Regions from separate parts of the Homo sapiens genome. Here region 2 is linked to region 1. A link is an interaction called in ENCODE POLR2A ChIA-PET data of the cell type or tissue named here. Cell type or tissue: OCI-LY7. All regions are shown on one strand.

Region 1 (8,000 bases):
CCAGGTGTGCTAGTATTAATGGGAAAGGATGAAAGTCAGACTAAATAAGAGTTGAAAGACCTGCAGCTGATAAGGAGATACCTGCTATTCGGCAGTGCATTTTTCCTCTCTATTTTGCTTAGCAGTTAGGAAGTTTTTATTTTTCCTCATGGAAAATGAGTTAATAGGTGAAGAATAAATGTCATAGTGCATACTGATGTGACTGAGGGACAACGACAGATATTTAAAAAGCCAGCTTGTGAGTGTTGTGTAATTATCTAACAAGCCAGAACTCGTGTGAAACATTTTTACAGTCTGTTTCTATTTTTGGCAGGATCTTTTTCACCCATGCTTTCCAGTTTTGGGTCTGGGAAGCAGCTTTTACTTCATATAAATGGTTTTATGGAAATTAATTTTGAGATTGGTTTATTATTTTAAGTCATTTTATTCACTTATATAATTTGAAGGCACTAAATTAAACAGTCATTCGTTATCCATCTTTCTGATGGATAAAAGCAAATGTCAAGATGAGAGTGCTGTATTGTAGAAATTCCTCAGGATATGTTTATTGGATCAGTTATTTTATTAACATTTAGAATTTAAATTCTTAAAAATTTTTACTTTATTTTTTAAACTTAATTTATGTTCAGCTAGCTTAATTTGACAGTTTTTATGTTCTAGTAACTTTAATCTTGTTTTAATATTTGTTTGGGAGAAAACATACTTATCTTTAGAGACATCATTTAGTGTTATCTTCCAAAATTTGCAGCTGTTTAGAACCAGATACTTGAGGGAAGCTACTATGGTATGATGAATGCCTTCCTTGTTAGGTCATGTGTGACAAAGGCAAAATTCAGCAAGTGCATAATCTGCAGTCCTTTGGAAGCAACAAAAACAAAAAAGAGCAGATTAACTCGAAATGCATTTAGGTCATCTGGAAATTGAATTCCTGTCAGTTCTTATCTTTGCATAATTTATCTTCTCCCCTTTAGTTAATGCTTATGGTATTTTGAAGCTGATGACATACTTTATTTTCCAGGAGAGCATTAATACAGTGTAGTTGTTTGTTAGTGTTGGTTAAAAGAACTTATCAACCTTTCATTCCCACCTCCATCTTCTAGTTAATGCTCCACAGAAGAGGCTCTCAGTAATCCATTTTAAAATATTCAGCTTCAGAAACCTAACATGTACATTTCCTATCCTCAGTAGAGTATAGGTGTAAATATGAAACTAAGTGCTATGTAAGTGTGGTTATTGCATTATTAGGTATGGATTTCATTCATCCAGCAAACATTTTTTTGAGTATTTCTGTGCCAGGTACTCAGATAGGGACTGTGACACAGAGATGATATATCCTTGCTGCAAGGACCCTTAACCTTTGTTTTAACATTGCCTTGCTATGATGGGTCTTGGGTGTGAGAGGCTAGAGTTGGGTCAAGAGGATAAACTATTGGCCGGGTGCAGTGGCTCATGCCTGTGATCCCAGCACGTTGGGAGGCTGAGGCGGGCAGAACACGAGGTCAGGAGATTGAGACCATCTTGGCTAACACAGTGGAACCCCATCTCTACTAAAAAAAAAAAAAAATACAAAAAATTAGCCAGGCGTGGTGGCGGGTACCTGTAGTCCCAGCTACTTGGGAGGCTGAGGCAGGAGAATGGTGTGAACCCGGAAGGCAGAGCTTGCAGTGAACCGAGATGGCGCCACTGCACTTAAGCCTGGGTGACAGAGCGAGACTCTGTCTCAAAAAAAAAAAAAAAAAACGAGGATAAACTATGTTATGCTAGATTGGCCAGAGGTGTTAGTTAAAGGTCAATTTAAGGAGGTATTAGAAACTCAGTTAAAAAGAATAGGGAATAGCTTATCATAGCCCAAGACAGACAAAGGGCCTAGATAACCACAGATTGAGATTGTGCTAGAATGAATGGAACTTGGTGAGTTCGGGCTTCCTTAGAGGCAAGAACAAGTGCTCAAGGCCAGAACTAGTCTATCTAGGCAATCTAAAATTAGAAGCATAGAAAAGAGGGACAACCCGAATACCTTTTCTCCTTTTCTTTCCACTCTCAGGCATGCATATACCTTCTTTTCCTTTAAAGTCAGTCCTTTAATTGATGAACTTGGGAAATACGCAAGCCTCTCACAGCCTTCATTTCCAGTGTTTGCTTTCTTTCTGGAAGATTTCATAGTGAAACATTTCATTCATTACAGAAAAGTGGAAAGAATTGTTTGTACATTGCATACCTAAATACCCACCACCCCTATATTGTTAGTCATATTTTGGTGTATTTGCTTTATTGCCTATCTATCGGTCTATCCATTCATCAATCCTTTTGTTTTTGTTGTATTTCAAAGTATACTTTACACCTAGACATTTCCCCATGCCTATTATTAACTATTTGTTTACTTGTTTTGTTGTGCCTGAGCGAGTTAGAAAAATGCCACACTTTGAGACGAATTAAGAGTCCTTTATTAGCCGGCGACCGAGAGACGGCTAACGCTCAAAATTCTCTCGGCCCCGAGGAAGGGGCTTGATTAACTTTTATATCTTGGTTGAGGAAGCGGGGGGGTCTAGTTAAAACAATTTTACAGAAGTTAAGTAGTCAAAAAAATTAAAAGGATAAATGGTTACAGGAAAGTAAACAGTTCCAGGTGCAGGGGCTTTAAGACTATTACAAGGTGATAGATTCGGGGCTTTGGGCATTATCAATCAGACGAATTCTTGGGGACTGCGGATATAGCTTCCCACAGTATCTTATCAGTTAATTGCATTCTTGGATGTGCTGGGAGTCAGCTTGCACAAGTAAAGTCCTTGAGGGAAGGGGCTGCCAGTGAAAGCCAAGATGGAGTTTGTCTGGTTCTCTTAGCTAAGGGAGAAACAAGGCCAGGTGAATAAGGATAAAACAAGGTTGGGCATTACAGTTTTTAGGCAAAACTTGTATATAGTAAAATGTACAAATCTTATGTATACCATTCCCTTAGTTTGAACAAGTTCATACATCTGTGTAATCCATATCCCTGTCAAGATATAGAACATTTTCATCACCACAAAAAGTTCCTTCCTGCACCTTCTAGGTTAATTTCATTAGCTGTTTAATCTCCTGCAATCATATTTCTACTAGTTCCTTCTGAAACTACTTGTTCAAATGGTCTACTTTGTTAGAAGTACATTAGGGTCGCATTGTGCTTGGTGTTCAGAGTATAAAGAAATGAAGAACATAGCCCTTGCTATATGATTTAATTTTTTGTTTTGTTTTGTTTTTTGAGACAGTCTCGCTTTGTTGCCCAGACTGAAGTACAGTGGTGCAATTCATAGCTCACTGTAACATTGAGCTCCTGGGCTCAAGCCGTCCTCCTTCCTCAGCCTCTTGAGTAGTTGGGTCTACAGGTGTGTGCCACCATGCCTGGCTGCTTTTTTTTTTATTATTATTTTTTAAAGAGACTAGATCTTGCCCAGTTTGGAGTGCAGTGGCTGTTCAAAGGCCCAATTATAGTGTACTGCAGCCTTGAACTTTTGGGCTCAAGTGATCCTCAGCCTTCTGAGTAACTGGCATGTACCACGGGCTTAGTCTGGGTTGTAATTAGGTATCTGAAGAGAGATAAGTAAATGTTACATGAATTCAGAGGACGCAAGTTTCTTAGGAGTGGATCTTGAATTAGGGCTTCTCAGTTATAATTCTATCCAAGTCGTGCCTACATTTTTATTCATAAACTGTTAACTCTTGTTGGGTTTCTGACTACTAGGAAGATGCTTCTTTTGTATATCCCTTTTTACTTTGGCTTATTCAGGATCCTGTAGCAAGATCATTTGCTTTAAGTAGTTGTAGCAAACAGGATTTATTGAGAGAAAGATATGTAAACTTTGAGCGGGCTGAATCAACAGATTAGTCTGAACTTCTAGAAACAAACCCCTGAATGACACTGCAGAGCTTGCCTGCCAAGGGGGCTACTGCCACCGCAGCACCGAGAACCATGTCGTTGAATCAGAAAGCCGCTACCAGAAGTTTAACTTCCTTGGGTAGGACTGTTGTTTCTGTTCTCTGTATCTTATGCAGGTATGTCTGCTTGCCCATACTTAGGTCATATGTGAAACCTTAGCATTGCCTATATGTAAAACAGGAAGTGCATGTGAGAGCTTTATTGCATTATTGAGTCTGCAGTACATTCAGTTTGTGAGGAACTGAACTCATTTTCCCCAGATTCCCTCACTGTGACGAAGTTAAGCTTTTTCTAAGTTTCCTTTTTCAGTCCAAAGGGATGGGTATTGTTCCAGTTTTCTGAGGTAGAAACTATTGAAAACTGTATCATTTAGATTTTTTTAATGCAGATGTAACAGAAAACCAACTCAAATTCACTGGCTCACAATATTAAAAAGTCCAAAGTTGAGGCTTGATTCAGTTATACTTGTGTGATCAGACTTAATCTTTCTCTTCCTTTATTTAATGAGCTCAGCTTCCGTGGTTTTGGTCCCTTTGTGTTCACATGTTTGTTGCAGCTCAAGCCCTACAACCTCATGCTATCAAGTCCAGAGGAAAATACATAGGACTACTGTACAAAGAAAACTAGTTACATTAAAATGTAGTTATAAAAGTATTTTAAAAAATTGTTGGTAATACCTGTTTCTTTTTTTGAGACAGGTGCTTGATCTGTTGCCTAGGCTGGAGTACAGTGGTGCTAACAAGGCTCACTGCAGCTGAACCTCCTAGGCTCAAGTGATCTTCTCACCTCAGCCTTCTGAGTAGCTGGGACCACAGGTGCGCACCACCACACGCAGCTAATTTTTAAATTTTTTGTAGAGATGAGGTCTCGCCATGTTGCCCAGGCTAGTCTCGAGTTCCTGGGCTCAAGCCATCCTCCTGCCTTGGCCTCCCAAAATGCTGGGATTATAGGCGTGAGCCACCATGCCCACCCTGTTTCTTTATTAAAGAGATTTAGTGAAGGCCGGGCGTGGTGGCTCACGCCTGTAATCCCAGCACTTTAGGAGGCCGAGGTGGGTGGATCACGAGGTCAGGAGACCAGCCTGGTCAAGATGGTGAAACCCCATCTACTAAAAATACAAAAATTAGCTGGGCATGGTGGTGGGTGCCTGTAATCCCAGCTACTTGGTAGGCTGAGGCAGAGAATTGCTTGAACCCGGGAGACGGAGGCTGCAGTGAGCTGAGGTCATGCCACTGCACTCCAGCCTGGGCGACATAAGCGAGACTCCGTCAAAAAAAAAAAAAAAGGAAAAAATATATTTAGTGGGGTCTAATAATTTCCAAGTGGTGATGAGTATTATTACTATTTGGAGGTATCTGTAACGAAAGATCATGTGATAGGAAAATAAATAAACTGTGATTTCTACTGGTGACAAAATGAACAGATATTGCTAATATAATACTATTGTGGTGTTTTGGCTGAATTCACAGTGAAAGGAAATGCTAAATTTCAGTTAGAGGTTAAAGTAAAGATGTAATTTGTTTTTCTCAGTTTAACGACACCCTGAATTCTATATATAAACCCTTGGAGTATGTGTGAACCTCAGCTTAAGAACCACTGCTAGAAGAGTTTCTCTTCCTAGAAGTTCAAGAAATGTATTCTTGTGTCTCATTGACTTTGGGTTATGTTGTCATTTCTGAATGAACCATTAAGGCAAGAGAAATAGGATTTGCTAATTAGTTTAGCCAGCCTGGGCCTACCTCTGGAGCTGGGGGTCATTCCCTCCTAACCAGCATCATGGGAGAGGAAGTGGATTTCCAAGGGAAAATCAAGAAGCAGTGGATGGCAGGATCTGGAAGAATTTGCTAAGTGCCCCTAAATAAAGAGCCAGTAGATACTGAGTAGCAAATAGCATTATGTCCATCCTCTCCCTTTACCTCCATGGTCAACCAGTCATTAAGTTTTAGTGAAACTTTCATTTGCATTTGCCTTTTTGTGTTTAGTCTCTTTGATAATATCTTAAACCTCCAGTGTGGTAGTGTGTGGATTAGTCCATTGGATTGTGGAAAGAAAAATATTGAAACTTCTGTTTATTCTTCTCATCCTACTAGTATTTATATACATTTTATATGTATGTAAAATATATTAGTACATGATATATGTACATACATGTATATATATCACATCATATTTGTGGGTACATGTTAAAAATGTTTTAAAAAATGGGAATGGGAGAACCAGAAAAGTTGAGATAACTATGTAGAGCAGCGCTGTTGAGTAGAAATAGCCCTCTATCTGTGGGTTTATCATCCATGGATCCAACCAACCTCAGATGGAAAATACCTGAGGAAAAAAAATTACATCTGTATTGAACGTGTACAGATTATTTTTTTCTTGTCATGACAGTACAGCATAACTCTTTACATAGCGTTTACATTGTATTAGGTATTTTAAGTAATCTAGAGTTTGTTTAAAGTATGCGGTAGAATGTGCGTAGGTTATATGCAAATACTACACCATTTTATATCAGGAACTTTTTTTTTTTTTTTTTGAGATGGAGTCTCACTCTGTCACCCAGGCTGGAGTGCAGTGGCGCGATCTTGGTTCACTGCAAGCTCCGCCTCCCAGGTTCACACCATTCTCCTGCCTCAGCCTCCCAAGTAGCTGGGACTACAGGTGCCCGCCACCTCGCCCGGCTAATTTTTTGTATTTTTAGTAGAGACGGGGTTTCACCATGTTAGCCAGGATGGTCTCGATCTCCTGACCTCGTGATCCTCCCGCCTCAGCCTTCCGAAGTGCTGGGATTACAGGCGTGAACCACCACGCCCAGCCATATATCAGGAACTTGAGCATCCATGGAGTTTGGTGTCCAAGGGAGGTCCTGGAACCAATCCGCCATGGATACTGAGGGATGACTATAATATGAACCTTGTATGTATGTAATTTACCATTTTCTAGTTAGCCACATTAAAAAAGGAAAAAGAAACAGGTGAAAAATATTTAAAAAATACGTTAACACAATATATCCAGAACATGATTTCACATTGAAATCAATATAAAAATTACTGAAATAGTTTACAGTCTGGTGTGCATTTTAGACTTAAAGCATATCCCTTTGGGCATGGTAGCCCATGCCTGTAGTCCTAGCTGCTTGGGAGGCTGAGGCAGGAGAATCTCTTGAACACAGGAGTTTTAGGTTATGGTGAGCTATGATCGTGCCACTGGACTCCAGCCTGGATGACAGAGTGAGACCCGACTCCTTAAAAAAAAAAAAAAAAAAAAAGCACATCTCAGTTCAGACTACTAATATTTCAGGTGCCAAAGGCCACATGTGGTTAGTGGCTGCTGTATTGGATAGGACAGATCTAGACCAATGATCATTGTGAATTTAGATTTCTGTAATTGTCTCTATGACGTTTTTTTATAATTCCATATTTGCCCCCTTCAATCTTATACACAGTTGGCAGGTTAGTTGGACAAAAATTCCAGCGGGATGATGTTACTCTCCAAATGAGAACCTGCTCTAGGTTTAGACGTCATAAGATAGTCCCACCCTTCCTCTTCATTTTCTGGGACTCCCTGCAATAAACCTGGTATTCAGGCAGTTTCCTCAGCCTTGCTTTCTCCTTTCATTTCTCCAAATATTACATCTGTTTTACGAAGTCTATTCCCATAAAACCTTGTTGGACTCACCAATCCCTCTGTAACATCCTTACCATTTCCCAAATTTCTATGGTGTATATTGAGTACTTAGCCACTCAGCACGTTGGCATTTCATTGTATACTGTTGCTTGTTGCTCTTTGTTTCACGTGTAATGAGCCTTATCTCCCCTAATAAATTCTAAGCTTCATATATTATCCCTGAATTGTAGGCACATATCGAAGGCTTAGCTTTTCCTTATCTTTAGAAAGGACATAGCTGGGCTATGTAAATTTGTAGCTTTACGTTTTTTTGAAATGAATTGTTTATTCCAGTAAGTTTCATTTTTAAATTTAGCTTTTTTTTTTTTTTTTTTTTTTTTGATACAGAGTCTTATTCTGTTGCCAGGCTGGAGTGCAGTGGCACGATCTCGGCTCTCTGCAATCTCCGCCTCCCGGGTTCAAGCGA
Region 2 (8,000 bases), 400 kb after region 1:
TTCATTTACAAAGTATGTTTCTCTTGGTCTTTTGGATAAAACAAAGATATAAATTTCTATTTTTTTTAGATGTTTTTCCTTCATTTATTTCTTCATACAAATATATTTTTCCTAATCTCAATGCAAATGAATGATTTTTAGGACTGCATTTCTTTGCATTGGTTTGACAGGTTATTTGTAATTCTGTTTTGAGATCTATTTTTAATAGTAGAATTCACATATTCTTATATCAAAGCTGTTTTAGAGCTATGATAGTGTTTATGGATATATCATCATTAGCAAAACAAGTGTCACTTTTTGGAATTGCAAGAACAAGAGGTACGCACTTAAATTTTGATAGTATAAAATGGAATCCCAGAAACCCAACAGTAGTAATTTATACTCCTCTCAACATGGTATGAGAACATGTATTTCCCTATACCCTCACCAATATTAGATACTGTCTAACATTTAAATATTTGATATTCTAATAGATTTTAAAAGTTATCTCATTTTAAAAAATAATACTCCTTTTAAAGAGTTGAAAGAAATTTTTTTTTGATTCTATATGCTTATAGTTTATAATTGTTATGTAAAAGTCTAGGAATCCACAAGTGTTGTCAGGTTATTTTAGTGTAGACAGAATGTGAATTTGGGTCTGTTTTAGAGGACAAACTTTGATGCTTAATACACTGTTGTGGTTGAGCAGTCAGTTTACTTTGATACGTGATTTTAATTTTTGACCTCTGGATCAAAATATAAACATGGAATTTAGCCTAGCAATGTAGTTTCTTAGAAAGTACTTTAAAAATACCAAACTGGTGCTCAAAGTTATATAATAGATATACCATCTTATTTACAGTAGCTAAGATGGCAATGATAGGTGACAGTTAACTGCCCCATACCTATACAGTAGAAATATTGTGCAACATTTGATTGGAAAAGCACATAAATATTTGACTAAAAAAAGTTTATAACGGCTGGGCATGGTGGCTCACGCCTGTAATCCCAGTACTTTGGGAGGCCAAGGTGGGCGGATCACCTGAGGTCAGGAGTTCAAGACCAGCCTGGCCAACATGGTGAAACCCCCGTCTCTACTAAAAATACAAAAATTAGCCGGGTGTGGTGGTGCGCACCTGCAGTCTCAGCTACTCAGGAGGCTGAGGCAGAAGAATTGCTTGAATCCGGGAGGCAGAGGTTGCAGTGAGCCGAGATTACGCTACTGCACTCTAGCCTGGGTGACAGAGAAAGACTGTCTAAAAAAAAAAAAAAAAAAAAAAGTTAATAACATACTTTGTAAAATAGGTAAGTATAAAGCAGTATGTATGTTAAAGCTCACTTATGTAATATTTTCTATAAGCACATAATATGTAGAGAGGGATCTAAACTAGGGGTGGACAAATCCCAAAGCTTTTTTAGGGTTTGTGGGTCACATATGATCTCTTTAGAATATTTTTGTCTCCTTTTTAACATAACCCTTTATTTTATTATATATTTTTTGAGATGGAGTTTTGCTCTTATTGCCCAGGCTGGAGTGCAATGGCACCATCTTGGCTCACTGCAACCTCCGCCTCCCAGGTTCAGTTGATTCTCCTTCCTCAGCCTCCCTAGTAGCTGGGATTACAGGCATGTGCCACCACACCTGGCTAATTTTGTATTTTTAGTAGAGATGGGGTTTCTCCATGTTGGTCAGGCTGGTCTCGAACTCCCGACCTCAGGTGATCCGCCCGCCTTGGCCTCCCAAAGTGCTAGGATTACAGGCGTGAGCCACCGCGCCCAGCAACATGGCCCTTTAAAAAGTAAAAAATATTCTTAGCTTGTATTCTGTACAAAAACAGGCTTTGGGCCAGATTTGACTAACCTGTAATCTAGACTAATACTAACCTAAATATCAACTATGGTTATTTCTGTTTTTAAATTTCTTTGTATAGTTTCTGCATTACTTAAGCTTTTAAAAACAGTGAACATATGTTCTTATAATCTGGTGGGGGGTGAAGCTATTTTCATTTTGGAGGGAAAAACCTGTGTCGTCTTTTGAGAGGAGCTTTTATCTTCTACAAAATGAATAAAATTATTCATTTTTTATGTATTTATCAACTGTATTACTTAGTAGCTACCATATTGTTTTCCTTATAGGCTCAACAGTCACTGGAGCTTATCCAGTCAAAAATAGTAAAAGCTGCTGGAGACACTACTGTTATTGAAAATAGTGATGTTTCCCCAGAAACGGTATGTATTTTCTTCATCCCCAGATCTCTGAGCTAGTTACCTTGTGACCTGTGTAAAGAACAAAAATGTATAAGGTCCATCTCCGAAAGTCATCTTTCTTGAAAATATCCTGTCCCTAAAATGTAGTGTTTTCATTGATGTTTGATCTCATTTTTGCTTATTGAGGTATGTTAATTTTAAGGGTTGTGTTGAGAGGTATGGAGCGGGGGTCCCCAATTCCTGGACTGTGGACAGGTACCAGTCAATGGCTTTTTAGGAACCAGGCCACACAGCAGGAGATGAGTGGTGGGTGAATGACCATTGCCGCCTGAGCTCTGCCTCCTGTCAGATCAGTGGCAGCATTAGATTCTCATAGGAGTGCAAACCCTATTGTGAACTGCATGCTCCTTATGAGAATCTAATGCCTGATGATCTGAGGTGGAACAGTTTCATCCTGAAACCATCCCCGCACTCACCCATCTGTGGAAAAATTGTCTTCCACAAAACTGGTCCCTGGTGCCAAAACGGTTGGGTATTGCTGGCCTAGAGTATAGACTCTGGAGCTAGACTGCCTATGTTTGAATCCTGGCTCTGCCACTTAGTAGCCATGTGAATTTGGGCAGATCTTTAGCCACTTTGTGCTTTAGTTGCCCCATCTGTAAAAGGCAATGATAATAGTACCTATCCTGTAGGGTTTTTGAAAGAAGTAAATGAGTTAATACATAAAACACTTAAAATAGTAGGTGGTACTTACAACAGTGCCTGGCACTTACTTACTAAGAGCTCAGTATATGTTAACTTTTTTTACTGTTTGGAATGTACTTTCTTTTGCGGGGCAAATTTTCTTTTTCTGAAAGAAAAAATGGATATATTTCTGATATTCATAGATTCTAGATTTTTTTTCCTTTTGTGTCCAAGTGACAACATTTATAACATAGTTTTCTTTGGTGCCAACTAGTTTGCACCACTAGTTAGCAAACAGTATTTCTCTATGTGGTTTTTGTTATTGTTGATTTTCATGTCATTGTTCAGATTTTTTAATGTTTGTGTTTAAATCAGCAATATAACATTTTCTGTTGTTTGGTTTTACATTTCTTTTCCTTGTGTATGGAGTTTATCATCACTTCCATCTTCTTTTTAGGAGTCTTCTGAGAAGGAGACAATGTCTGTAAGTCTAAATCAGACTGTAACACAGTTACAGCAGTTGCTTCAGGCGGTAAACCAACAGCTCACAAAGGAGAAAGAGCACTACCAGGTGTTAGGTAAGGACAACTGAAATATTGCTGTCTATGGGTAATTGATGTTATGTGTCTGTGTAATGTGTATTTACATAAATAAACTCACTTCACTAGAGGAAATATTCCTTCTTTATCTCTCAGAACTTCCAGATGACAGCCTTAAGCTTTCTTGGAGCTTTAGTTCTATTTTGTGCATATCTTGAAGGTCTTGTAGCTTGGAGGGGTTATCTGTGCCTCCTTTGACCTTTGTATCAAACAGACTCTCTTGTAACTTGGCTGCCTGGGTTTTTGTGTGTTGCCTTAATACCTGCAACGGCTTCGTTAATTTATTCTGTTCTTAGTTTAGAGTAAGTATCTGTGACCTTTTCTCCCCCCTCCCTTCCTTCCTCCTTTCCTCCCTCCCAAAATAAAATGACCATAACATTTTAACTGAGGTAAGGTTGCTAAACTGGAAGTAAGGTCATCACAGTGTCTTAAAATTGAAAGCTGGTTTTTATTCAAGTTTGCTTTTGTTAGGTAATCTAAGAAATTCGTTCATTAGCTCCTGAAGTGAGATTTTTACTTGAGGATAGCTAAACCCATAATTAACCAAGTCATGTTATGAGCTTTTATTGTCTATATTACCTTGGAAGGCTCAGATTTGGTAGCATTTTAAAATGACTTGTATTCCAGCCGGTGAATGCAGTTTTTGTTTTTCTGGTTGTAGGGTTTTTTTTTTTTTTTCTGTTGCTACCTGGATTTTACCTGTTTTATGAATAACTTAAGTCACACTGCCTAGAGTGTAATTAGAGTATTCAGATATGCACTGAATACTTCAGATATTCTTCTTTTGAAGATATTTTCTCTAAAACAATCATGATATCCTGGAGACCCTGAGGGGCAACTCATCACTGAATTATCCCTTTCAGAACCCCTGATAATACTGTGTTGGGCTATACAAGGCCTCAGGGAGAGCTTAGGTATCCTGGAAAAGTTGGGATGGACTTCCATTTTGATCTTACAGGAGCGTTTTGTCTCACTTTAGAGTGATCATCCTCTGGCCTACCTTGACACATGCTCTCCTTCAAAATGCTAATTCAGGTCAGTTATCTCTAACATGACTTTCCATATAATAAGCCCAGCTCATTCTTCAACATATCAACAAAAGTAATTAAGCCTCAGCTCAAATCTTTTATCCTTGGTAAGCTGACTTCTCCAGTTTCCCAATGTAAAAATTCTGCCACATTTCCTCGCTTTTCCAAATTAGGAAATAACCTTGCTTCCTAGGGAAACTTCCATCGCTTCTTCCCAGGACTTCAGCCTTATTCTTTCCACTGGCTCCCTCTGTTCAGTCTTGAAAACATGCTCAGATGGCTTATTTTAACCTTGTACTTCCTTCAGGTTACCACCCTTATTTTTTTACTTTTTTACTATTTAGTATTCTTAAGAAAATACTCTCTATCTACTTATTTATTGTTATTGATTACTTTATACACTCTAGAATGGCTTTTCTTCCTGCTATTTCAATGAAATCATTTTTGCAAAAATCATTAATGATCCCTAATTGCTAGATCCAATATAGGCCCTTCTTTTGCATGTGATCAGATACTGAAAGTACTTAATGAAATATGTCAAAAATGCTGACATTAGACCTTTGTCTTATAAGGGAAGGGTTTCATTTCTAGAGAGCTTAAACAATTAAAAGATTGCCTATTACCCCTTGCCTTTCGACCTAAGCGATATTCTCTCTTTAGCATCTCATAGATGTTCTTTAATATTTTCCTTTTCTTCCTAAATACATAGTCTGCTCATTTTAAGTCTTGTGAACTATTTTTGGCTTGTCCATTGCCACATTTGTTTTAATTGTATTACACTTGAGACATATGAATCATTGATAATAACACTTTTTCTTTTTGATTTGCAGAATTATAGTAATTTATTAAAATATGTCTGTATACCCTCACAACGCAGTTGGCAGGCAGCTCCCCTCCTAACTGATAGCACAACATTCTTTTGTCAGCTGATAAACATAAGTCCAAGTTTGGCAAGTGGGTGGTTGACAGTATTATATCATGAATGATAGGCTGGATTGTTATGAAAATAGAGGCCCACCAGGCACTCTCGAACTTCTTCATTCCTTAGGCTCTACCTGGCATTGACATTGATAATTCTTCCTTGTGTACTTATGTTTTGGTTCCCGTAGCTCTTCTTTATACCCGTTAAATGTTTGTGTTACCCTCAGGTTTTTATCCTTAGCTATCATTTTTGCTACATATATTCTCCCTCCTGTATACTCTATTTAAACTGACACGAGATGATTACATTGAAAATACACATTTCTCAATCATTAGAATGTAGGTAATAGCTTAATATATCTAATGTCAAGAAACCTTTAAAAATATACACAAGTACTTATGAATTGTTTATGATAATGCTGCACATATTCAATAAAGGGAGAGTTGTTTTTAAAAACAAATATGCAAGAAATAATATGCATTGATGTAGTTTTTCTAAATCCTGATACATAGTACTTAGCGTTTCTTAGAGCTGTAGGGGTAGGTGTATTTAACTGATATCTTTAATTTGTGAAAACTTTTCTTTTGGAAATTTTTTTCCCCATTACCTATTTTTCCTCCCCCCATCAAAAAAAGAAAAGGGTACCATCCTCCGCTTTCCATTTGTGGGGAGTGGGAGATTGATTAAGATGCCTTTTATATGAATTGACAGTATTGGCATTTTATAATATACTTTTTTGTTCCCAGATATCTACTCTTTATGTTTCACATTTGCCTGGTTTCTAAGTTTTCTAGGTGTATTTCTAACCAAATCAGAAAACTTTATTATCCCAGGTTACCTTATCTTGGAACCAGTTTATAGAATCCTGTTGAGGGAGGATGATAATTTAAATAGCTGATACTTCATGAGTATGCCTGTTAGCATAAGCATGCTTCCAACATGTGGCAACTCCTTTAATCTTCACAACCACCCTGTGTGTTAGGTAGGTAGGTATTATTATTACCATGTTACAACAGACCCAAAGAGATTCTATAACTTGTCCAAGGTCATACGGCTAATAAATGGGCGAGCTGGGGTTTAAATCAAGGTAATTTGGGTACAGGGCTTGTGTTCTTAATCAGTGCTTTTCTTCTCCCTAATTCAGGCACTGTGTTCACTGATCCCTTTTGTCACTGTTTTCTTTTCTCCTCATTTTGTCTTTTTATTTTTTTTTGGCCAGCCTCTTAGAAGTTTTGTCAATCAATTCTGACTTTTTCCTAAAGTTGATATTTGGTTTGTCAGTAGCGTATTGGAGAGGCTTACAGTAGTATCCAGAAGAAATGGAGGTGAAGCTCTGTGTGTACTCTCTGTACTCCCTTTAACAAATAGATTCTTAAGTGTTTCTGAAAGAAAAAGTCCTTTTGTAGGGCTCCTGAAGTACAAGAGTTAATGCTCTGGAGAAAAACTTATCTTATTTCTACACTGAACCTTAGCTATCATATGGATCAGGTTTTCATTTTCTGTGTTTACATAGCACTTTAGAGTTTAATGTACTAGTGATCTTTTTAGACTTTCCGATCAACTGTTAATAGCCAGTGATAACTTTGCTTTTTAATTTTCCAATTGCTTCTTTCCTCTAAACTTTTTATTTCAACACATAAAGTTGAAAGAATAGTACAACACCCGTAAACCCTCCACCTGCTTCATCTCTTTCTATATGTCTACATATTTTGTTGTTAAACTAATTGAAAGTAACTTTTAGTCATTATGACATTTTATCTCTAAGTACTTTAGCACACATCTCCGAAAACAAGACATTGTTTTACCAATCAGTGGTACCATTATTACAACCAAAAAGACAAAATAGTAGTTATGTACTATCCAATATTAAACGTTTATTCACATTTTGTCAATTGTACCCAAAATAGCTTTTTAACTATTTTCCCCAAACCAGAATCCAAGGCAAAATTTAACATGTTGTGTTTTGTTAAGTCCTCTTAGTCTCTCTAATGGCTTTTGAAGTTTAATTTCTTTAGTCATCTTATCTGACTTAGAAAACTTCATATGACCTAAAAAAAAAAAAAAAAATCTATTTCTGCTCTTTTAAATTATTTATTCACTGGGGTAAGGTTGTATTCAACCCCTTTTCAGTGCTACTCACTCACTTTAGCTTTACATTCTCTTGAGTAGGACTAATAAAAATGGATTACCAGTGTTGTTGTTTTAAATGTTTTCTAACAGAATTTGGCTCACATTTAAAAGTATCTACCTAAAAGCTTGTTTCCTTTGAATCCTGAGATTTTTCTCAGTTTGATTACCATTAGTGTGAATTGCTTTGAGTCTATTTGAAAGGGCCATGCTAGATCAAATGGAATATGTACTTTTGGTGTTTGACAAATGTCTTCTGATTGCCTTCTGTTGCTTTGTTTTAAAGTGAAATTCATTCTTTCTGATCTTTTACAGAGTGAAGTAATTGGGAAACTGTTCATTTGAGGATAAAAAAGGCATTGTATTATATTTTGCCAAATTAAAGCCTTATTTATGTTTTCACCCTTTCTACTTTGTCAGAAACACTGAACAGAGTTTTGTCTTTTCTAATCC

What was found. ChIA-PET counts read pairs that join two places held together with the same protein. Peaks named below come from ENCODE experiments on the same cell type or tissue, not always from the same donor. Only the 100,000 strongest peaks of a DNase experiment are listed, where the experiment ranks them.
Region 2: POLR2A ChIA-PET joins it to region 1 with 14 read pairs; 3 of 35 experiments call an interaction of 5 or more read pairs at or near these places.

The regions. Positions count from the first base shown.
Region 1 is chr14:55,274,102-55,282,101 of GRCh38, forward strand. The region is part of intron 1 of FBXO34 (F-box protein 34); the gene reads left to right. Among named protein-coding and RNA genes, the nearest start is that of FBXO34-AS1, 6.0 kb to the left of the region's middle. RefSeq lists an enhancer at 5,510-5,609. In OCI-LY7, no CTCF peak of the experiment used is centred here; DNase peaks (open chromatin) are centred at 3,320 and 4,060; H3K4me3 peaks cover 1,150 bases; H3K27ac peaks cover 2,046 bases.
Region 2 is chr14:55,676,237-55,684,236 of GRCh38, forward strand. KTN1 (kinectin 1) reads left to right here. Exons shown (of 44, transcript NM_001079521.2): 42 at 2,116-2,208; 43 at 3,329-3,449; 44 at 7,863-8,000. The coding sequence ends at 7,867. Among named protein-coding and RNA genes, the nearest start is that of KTN1, 100 kb to the left of the region's middle. In OCI-LY7, no CTCF peak of the experiment used is centred here; no DNase peak of the experiment used is centred here.